Linked DNA regions of Homo sapiens: region 2 is linked to region 1. A link is a loop called in an ENCODE intact Hi-C map of the cell type or tissue named here. Cell type or tissue: HCT116. All regions are shown on one strand. Each heading gives the region's core, and the rest is flanking DNA. Links, peaks and the distances in the headings are about the cores only. Region 1 holds the start of LINC02372 (long intergenic non-protein coding RNA 2372). Region 2 overlaps LOC124903050 (a long non-coding RNA gene).

Evidence for each region. A loop is a pair of places that touch in the nucleus more often than their neighbours do. Peaks named below come from ENCODE experiments on the same cell type or tissue, not always from the same donor. Only the 100,000 strongest peaks of a DNase experiment are listed, where the experiment ranks them.
Region 2: it touches region 1 in a loop (3-fold over the local background); 1 of 110 quality-filtered maps calls a loop at or near these places.

The regions. Positions count from the first base shown.
Region 1 is chr12:126,872,136-126,876,531 of GRCh38, forward strand. It overlaps LINC02372 (long intergenic non-protein coding RNA 2372), which reads right to left and starts at 2,555. Exons shown (of 3, transcript NR_033970.1): 1 at 2,322-2,555; 2 at 1,191-1,369. LOC105370061 (a long non-coding RNA gene) reads left to right here and starts at 2,669. Exons shown (of 3, transcript XR_945511.3): 1 at 2,669-2,845. In HCT116, for the core only: a CTCF peak has its summit at 2,472 (motif pointing left); a DNase peak (open chromatin) is centred at 2,456.
Region 2 is chr12:127,291,877-127,296,272 of GRCh38, forward strand. All of the region lies in intron 1 of LOC124903050 (a long non-coding RNA gene), which reads right to left. Among named protein-coding and RNA genes, the nearest start is that of LINC02376, 9.8 kb to the left of the region's middle. In HCT116, for the core only: a CTCF peak has its summit at 1,829 (motif pointing left); a DNase peak (open chromatin) is centred at 1,835.

The sequences.
Region 1 (4,396 bases), core at 71-4,070:
CTACTCGGGAGGCTGAGGCAGGAGAATCGCTTGATCCTGGGAGGCGGAGGTTGCAGTGAGCCGAGATTGTACCACTGCACTCCTGCCTGAGTGACAGAGTGAGACTCTGTCTCAAAAAAATATATATATTTAATATATATTTAAATATATAAAATATTTAATATTTTAATTAATAAAATATTTAAATATATATATATCACTGGGCGTGGTGGCTTATGTCTGTAATCTCAGCACTTTGGGAGGCCAAGGTGGGTAGATCACTTGAAGTCAGGAGTTCGAGACCAGCTTGGCTAGCATGGTGAAATAACATCTCTACTAAAAATAAAAATACAAAAATTAGCAGGTGTGGTGGCACACACATGTAGTCCCAGCTACTTGAGAGGCTGAGGCATGAAGATCTCTTGAACCCAGGAAATGGAGGTTGCAGTGAGCTGAGATCATGCCACTGTACTCCAGCCTGGGTGACATAGTAAGACCCTGTCTCTAAAAAACAAACAAAAAATCTAAATTTACATAATTATATATGTAAAGATAATTTAGGTAATTTAGGGGAAACTTGTTCCCCCTAGAATATAGAAAGTCTGAGCCGCAGATATCAGCATTTTATCTCCAGATCTCACTATGCATGTATGCCATGTAATAAATGTGGTTGCAATAAAAGAAGAAAAAGTGGAATTTGAAAATGAAAAATGGCATTCATGAAGAAAAGTACACCTTTTTTTGACTTTTGTTTGCAAAGTGCATGCACTACATATCAGATTTTTAAAATTCACATCGTTAGTATGCATCAATGATCTCTTTATGAATTTGCAAAATTTAGATAAGTTATGGTGTCATATTTGCTGTGTTTATTTTTTAGATTTTTTTAATGGAGGAAAATTTGGAGAAGGACATGACCTGGGCCTGTGTTTCATGGGGTGCCCTTACTTGAGACAATCAGGACACTATCACTTTCCAGATGGAAAATAATGATCCAAATGCTTTAATGTCCATTAGGGAAATTATCCTTCCAGCCCAAGAAAGCAATCATGTTATCAATTCATAATACTGGGGGGTCTTCATGTTCTATGAGATGTCTTCAAAATGTCATTGCTACAGTAGGTCATTTTTTTACATGATTTTTAAAAATTTTATTTCAAAATGTAGGCTTATCTCTTTAGGTTCTACAAAGGATGAAACTATAGAAAAACCTTTTTACATATCTGCATTGTCTGTAGGAATAAGCCACTTTGCAAATAGTGAGATGGATGTTACGTCTTAATTTCTTGTCCATGTGATGATGAATTTTTGCTCCTTTAGATGGTTTAATTCACTCTTTATATGATGCAATTCTCTTAATTCTCTTTGCTGCTTTCTTTGCACAAAGATACTGTGAAAATATAGAGAAAGAGGTAATTCACGGTTTTCATTTTTCATTGTTACACTTGGAACTGAAGTGATCCATTACTTGATTTTGAGAGAGACTGTAGACCTAAGTGTTTAAATTAAAAGAATAAAGCTTCTAAGATAAAGCTCTTGCTATCTTGGGTTTAGCAAAGATTTCTTAATCAGATCTCAAAGTTACTAACAATAAATTAATAAAATAATTGAGCTTATAAACATTTTTAAAAATACTTTTCCTGATCCAGGAGAGAATTGACTTAAGAGTCTAACACCTTTTAAAGTCTGATAAGAAACATTTACAATTTATCCTCTCTGAGCCTGCTACCTGGAGGGTTCATCTGCATGATAAGAATCTTGGTCTCCACAACCCTTTATCTGAGCCCAGACCTTCCCTTCTTTGGATATCTGGTCTTTAGATAACCTCTTTCAACCAATTGCCAATTGGACAATCTTTGAATCCGCCTATGACCTGGAAGCTTCCACTTTGAGTTGTCCTGCCTTTCTGGACCGCTGATGTCTTCGGTCTCCCTGGAATGTACAAAGCCAAACCGTAGCCTGACCACCATGGGCACGTGCTCTCACGACCTCCTGAGGCTGTGTCACAGGCATGTCCTTAACCTTGACAGAATAAACTTCTAAATTGATTGAGTCTTTTCTCAGATACTTTTTGGTTTACAACGTGAAATACATTATGCTTCCATTACACTAGTTATCATGGGAAAACACCTCAAAAAAATAAAAACAGACCAACAAAAGACAATAAAGACCTTTGTGCCGTCCATTATTTTTCTGTCCTAGTATTTGTGGCCGGGTCAAAAACAAACTAGACAGGGACCCTGAGGGAGGGAGATTTCGCTGACATCTGTAGGTAGGATCAGGCTTCCAGGGCTGCAGAGGGAAGAGCTTCAATAAGAGGAGGGAAAAGCAGTGATAATGACCTTCATGGGTCCTCTACTGCCGACTGTCTGGGCTGCAGTGCCCTGGCACATTTCCTTGCAGAGAAAGGACAGCAGGAGTGGGCTTCCTGGTTCCCTTTCTGTTTTCTCTGAGGCCAGCAGGTGCCTGGCGTGGCCTTTGCGCCCCCTGCTGGTCGTTCTGGCAGCACACAGCCTCCTGCCTTGCCAGTGTGAAACCCGGTGCTGTCTTGTTCCCCGGGTGGAATGCAAGAGAATGCTTGGGAAGAACTTTGTTACCCAATGAAGCCTCCTGGTTCTCTAGTCCCTGGTAGCCTGTCCTGGTTGCCAGGTGCTTGTTTGCATTCCAAGCTCCACATTCCCCAGGGTCCAGTGTAGTCTTGTGTCTAAGCTGGTGTCTGGCCACCAAAGGCAGGCGTGCAGGGCCTTGGCTACTGCGCTAGGTCTGCTGATGGCCACAAGCCTTTAGTCCCAGCTCTGCCTTAGCAATGGGGGTGTCTGAAGGCTCAGGGGATACACAGGTCCTCTAGGTTCCTGGGGAGATGATGGTAAGTAATCCTTCTTAACAGTCTTTAAAAAATACATAATTTAACATGGACAAAGCAAGTAATCAAAAGGCTATCTGACAAAGTGAAAAATATTGTAAAATTCTTAACACGTTTAACTAGATCATAAACCCAGGAAATCCTTGAGCTTCCTTCAAGACAGGCCAGCTCTTTGAGTGAGTTAGATACACTGGGTTTGTCATCAGTTAATACTAATCTGAATAGGTCTATCTCTTTGTGTAATGATAAAAGAGGCCTTGTTGAAAATAAGCCAAAAGGGAGCCCCCTCTCTCCATGGTGAAGTGTGTATATGGGTCATTTTCAAAGTTAGATATGGTTTCTGTAAGATGAAGCCTGGCCATTCTAAGTCACTTGAGTGAAAACAGCTTACGAGCCTGGCAGAAGAATAATTCACAACATAAGAAAACACTTTCTGATCTTTAAAAACATTGAAAATTTCTTTTACAAGAAATTGAAGGCTGGAAAGAAAGGGAGAAGGACTTGAATAGAAAGAAGGAAATTATTGGAATTCTAATGAATACAGAACACAAATCCTAAATGATAGATTTAGTTTAAGTGTCTGATGGAAACCTTTCTGAATATCACATATCTACCAGCCAATAGAAAATAATGTAGAAGGTGGAAATCTGAAATTCAATATAAAGAGTGGATTATAAAAGGAAGACCGCATTATCCATTAGGCAAAGACCCTTTTGAGAAACCTATCTGTGCTTTTAAAGTAAGCACTTTCTCCTAGAGGAAAAAAACTAGAAGACAGATAGTAAACCAAAAAAAAAAAAAAAAAAAGAAAAAGAAAAATCTAATAAATAAATTTCTTAGAACTCAAATTGAAAGCATCCTATGGAAGGAAGAATCTTTCCATTTAGAAAATGCTCACACAGAAAGTGAGAAAGCTTCTGCAGAAACTTGAAATGCCATCTGAACTTTATCAATAACAGACACATCAGGTATGGATTTACCATTTAACATTAGAGAAGAAACAGCTTGAAGTAAAAGGAAGCATCAACCAACCCCCTTCTAAGCTGGGGACTTAAGAAACAAGAACAAGGGAAATGAATCAGAATTAGAAGCACTTTGATTTGATCAAAACCTTTTTATCTCCCCTAAGGAAAGAAGCTTGCAATAACTAATTAGCAGCTCCGGCCACTGGAGAAAGCTCAATGCCTTGAGAAAAGCAAATGCACCGGAGAAACAAGTTAGATAGAGCTGAATTAAAGGTGAGCTTTTGGCCAGGCACAGTGGCTCACGCCTGTAATCCTAGCACTCTGGGAGGCCAAGGCGGGTGGATCACCCGAGGTCAGGAGTTCAAGACCAGCCTGGCCAACACAGTGAAACCCTGTCTCTGCTAAAAAAAAAATACAAAACTTAGTTGGGCATGATGGCGGGTGCCTGTAATCCCAGCTACTTGGGAGGCCGAGACAGGACAATCACTTGAACCTGAGAGGCAGAGGTTGCAGTGAGCTGAGATCGCACCACTGTACTCCAGCCAGGGCGGCTGAGCGAGACTCCATCTCAAAAAAAAAAAAAAGTGAG
Region 2 (4,396 bases), core at 111-4,110, 420 kb after region 1:
AATTTGGCTATTACTGAACCCCCCTGACCAATCAGTATCAGTAAACAGGAGACAGCTTGAGTGTCACACTGTACTGCAATGGAAAGTAAATGCCAGCACCCAACGTGCTCTCACCATGCTAGCTGCTTCCATGTGTCAACTTGACTGGGCTAAGGAATGCCCAGATAGCCAGTAAAATACTATTCCTGCATATGTCTGTGAGTGTGTTTCTAGAAGAAAATATTATTTGAATCAGTGGGTTGCATAAAGATGACCCTCATCAATGTGTGCAGGCATCCTCCAATTCACTAAGGGTCCAAATAGAACAAAAGGGTGGAGGAAGGGCAGGCTTGTTCTTTCTGTTTGAGTTGGGACATCCACCTTCTACTCTGAGATGTTGGTACTCCACATGCCCAGGCCTCAGACTCAGACCAGAACTTATGCTATATCTGTATACAGATATAGATAGATATGTATGTGTGTACACACACACACATATATATACACACACATACACACAACCCATTAATGACAGTATGTGTGTGTGTGTATATATATACTCTCTTCCCATGTGCACACACACACACACACGTTATACACACACATGTTATTAATGAGTTGTCCAGTGTGGCTGCTCTGATGTGTATGGGGCTGCTCCAATGTGGCTGCTCATTAATGGGTTGTCCAGTGTGGCTGATCTGGTGTGTATGTGGCTGCCGCAATGAGGCAGCTCATTAATGGGTTGTCCAGTGTAGCTGCTCTGGTTCTCACATGCCTTACCCTCTCTAAGCTGAGGTTTCTGTACGCAGAATGTTCTGAGTTGGGTCTGGAGATCCTGCAAACAGGACACTAGGAAAGCTGAAGAAGGCCCAGGCTATCTGAAGCTGTCACCTCCCACCAAACCTCCCTCATCCAACCATGTCTTCTGGGGAAAACCTCAGACTCCCAGAGGCTAGACAATTCTGTGGCCCCCCTCAGTGCATCAGTACAGGATGCTTTGAGGCAGCCCCAAAAGACATCATGCCGGTAAGTAGTCTCCTTTCCCTTGAGTATCCTGGGAAACTGGGGGTTGGGACCCCAGCCCTTATTTCTCTGGATCCCCCAGGGTCTCCAGAAGAGAGCCACACCCATCCTAGAGATGTGTCTAGTCAACAGCTAGTAACTGGGGGGACGAGGCAAACCTCTGTGGGAGGGTTCATGGGGAGACAGTGCTCGGGAACAGTGTTGGGGCGTCTACGGAAAACTATGTTCCGATGGCCACACTCAGGGCCCTCTCCACCCCTCACTCCTCGGCACTCCCTCAAGAGCTCCTCTTCTGTTTTCTCGACTCCACCATTCCCAGTGTATTCATCTACATGAAGCCTCTGTCTGTCTTCCTGAACTCTGATTCTCTTCGTTCTAGTACCTGGAGGACCTAAGCCTCGTGTTTCAAGGATCCCATCACTGGGTTTGCCTTCCTTCCCTCGTTTTGTTTTCCAGCATCAAGCTTGGCTCACACCTGTGCTGATCTCCATCCATTCCAGCCTCAGGGTATTTGTGCTGTGATCATGGCTAGGCGGTCTCTTCCCCCTCTCCCACTCCCCACCCCCATCTCACACTCACCTTATCACTGATGCCTCTCATAGTCACACCTGAGATTCCACTCCATCATTCCACAAGTGCCTATGCAATCCTACCATCTCCTGATACTGTGCACCCAACACAGGGTTCTCCAGGAAGAGCCCAGGTGAGGATCCACAAAGCTGCTGCTTGATCCCTGAGCTGCATGCGTAGGATAGCAAAGATGAGGACAAATGCAAATGAGGCAAAGGAAGATGAGCCATGAGGCAGAGCGCTGTGTTACACACCAGCTCCCCCTGCAGGGCAAGCACAGAGAGGCAGCAGCCTGCTCAGCGGGCCATGCATGCACTTGGCACGCAGGATTTCTGTGGGGTGTGGCACCGCCCAGGGAAACCCTGGCTTAACCCTGGCTTAAGGAGGAGTGTTTGTGTGCCCATCTCTCATTTTCTTTTGAACAGAGTCCCTCCATTGGGACTGCATTTTTCTGCACTTTTGGTTCTTCTCATCCAGCCCCTCCAGTGATCTCTCAGGATGCAGAGCCCAGGCCTCTGCGAGGAGGTATTCCACCAGCAAGGAAGAGGCAGAGGTTCCAGAAACTCAGGTGTGCTTTATGCACACCTGAGAGGTGACCATAAAGGAGGCTCAGGGCTTCTAAGGGAAGTGGCTGGTTTTGCTCTCACAGTGACTGCGTCACCTTGGGAGGCGGGGGATGCAGGGTGCAGCCGCAGCCGTCTACACACTTGTGTCCAGAGCCCTGGGCCAGGCACTGTGCATTCCACGGGGCCCATCACAGCCCCTGCCTACATGGGTGGATTCTACTGCAGGCCTGCTAAAGTGTTGTCTTGCAAAACCTCATTGAACTCGTGCGGCAATCCTATGAATGATTCATATTAGTGTTCCCATTTTACAGATAAGAAAACTGAGCCTCCACGACATAAGGAGGTGCCAATTCAGGTACAGCATAGTGCTGCGGGGGATTAAGCTAAGGTTCACTAGAATTCAGTGCCCTCCAAACCAATTAGCCCTGCCTCCTGTGCACATGTATTTCATCAAGTTTGAGATCACACTGTGATCATTTCGCCTGAGTCCCTCAGGGTGAAAGTGCTGGTTCTGAGTGCCTGAACACTTAACATTTCTATGGGGACTGCAAAGTGACTTCCAAATGAATGTGTCAATTTGCACAATGAACATCAGTGTTTTGCTGGATTCTTAATGACAGTTCTCTCACTTGGCTTTGCCCCTCTGGGTGTTCATTTGTAGCATTTCACACACACACACACACACACATACACACACACACACTAAAATCAAAGTGGGCAAGGCATTGCTATCAAAACATGAAACAGTCCATTCAGCCCCGGCCTTCCAAGCACCTTAAATGCCTGAACCCCGCATCCAGCACAGGATGGCCTCCAAGCCTGTGTCCCTGCTTGGCTTCAGGAGGCCGCACTCCCCGCCCTGCAGTGCCTGAGACTGGGCCTGTCACTTTCTGTAAATGCTTGTGCAGTACACAGTCCCTTTTCTGGATTGTGGAACTGCACCCTGGCTCTGTCTCCCTCTCTCTGCCTGCACTCCTCCTGTAGCCTGGATCAGTCTGGACAGCTTCCAAACACGCCCCCTGTGTCCAATCTGGCTCCTATAACATAAGCCACAAGGCATCCAAAGTGGTGATTTTAAAACTTAAATAAGGTCATAACATTTCCCTAATAAAAACCCACAAATGACATCCCAATGGACTGAGAATAAATGCCAAGCCCTCACCTCTCGCTTCTCCTACCTGGCCCTGTGTGTGCTGGCTGTTCATGACCACCTGGCTGCTTCGACCACTTCCCCTTGTGTGTCTTCTCCAGCCATGCCGACTTTCTTTCCCTTCTTCAAACACACTTCACTAGTCCCTACCCTCAACTTCAGGGGCTTCTCTGACATTTTCTGTCCCCCTCTGCTTAGAACACTCTTCCCTAAATTTATTTACGTTGTCAAAGGAGTAGGATGAGATAATGACTGATAGTACTGGACAGTCACCATAGTCCAGACACTGATAGATGTGTTTAGTGCTATGAACTCATCTATTCTCCACAATGATTCTTTGGGTTTGGTGCTATCGTGATCAATGCTTAACAAACGAGGAAACTGGAGCCTAGCGAAGCAACTTGCCTAGTCACACAGCTCTTGGTGATAGAAGGACGACACAGGCCTCAGCTCTGTATTAAATGAGAGTGCAAAAAGAAAGGCCTCTAGTCAAGCTCTGGGGCTATAGAATAGTTCTATGCTGTCCAGTGGAGAAAGAAGGACAAAGAAGGCTGTGAATGAACAGACAGGAGTAGCAGCAGAGCTTCCATGAGGGAGGCAGCGGTCACCTAGATTGAGGTCTGCTGAAAAAGCAATTGTATCTTCAGTTATCTGAGCAACATATGGGTCCCTGGTGACTTTATCATAACTGTATCAGCAACTGGCCGGACTAGCCAGGCTGCTGTGGGGTGAAGAATAATGAGAGGTGAGGAAATGATAACCTCAAATGCAGAAGTCTCTTCTGGAATGCTTTCCTCTAAAAAGGATCAGAGAGACTGTTTGAAGATGGAAAGGAATGTTCTGAGTTGGGTCTGGAGATCCTGCAGACAGGACACTGGGAAAGGTGGGCCCCATCCCAGACATGGCAATGGAACCCAGTTCTATGTAGGAAATGATTGCATCTGTTTTCATGGGGGTGACTGTGAACCTCACAGCAGTACAAGGAGGATTAATTAAGATATTAAGTCAGAAATTACAGATGCATAATACCTGGAATTATGGCTCAGTACATAATGACTCCAGCCCTATCTCTGTAACTCACAACACTGTATTTGAATGTATCTGGACA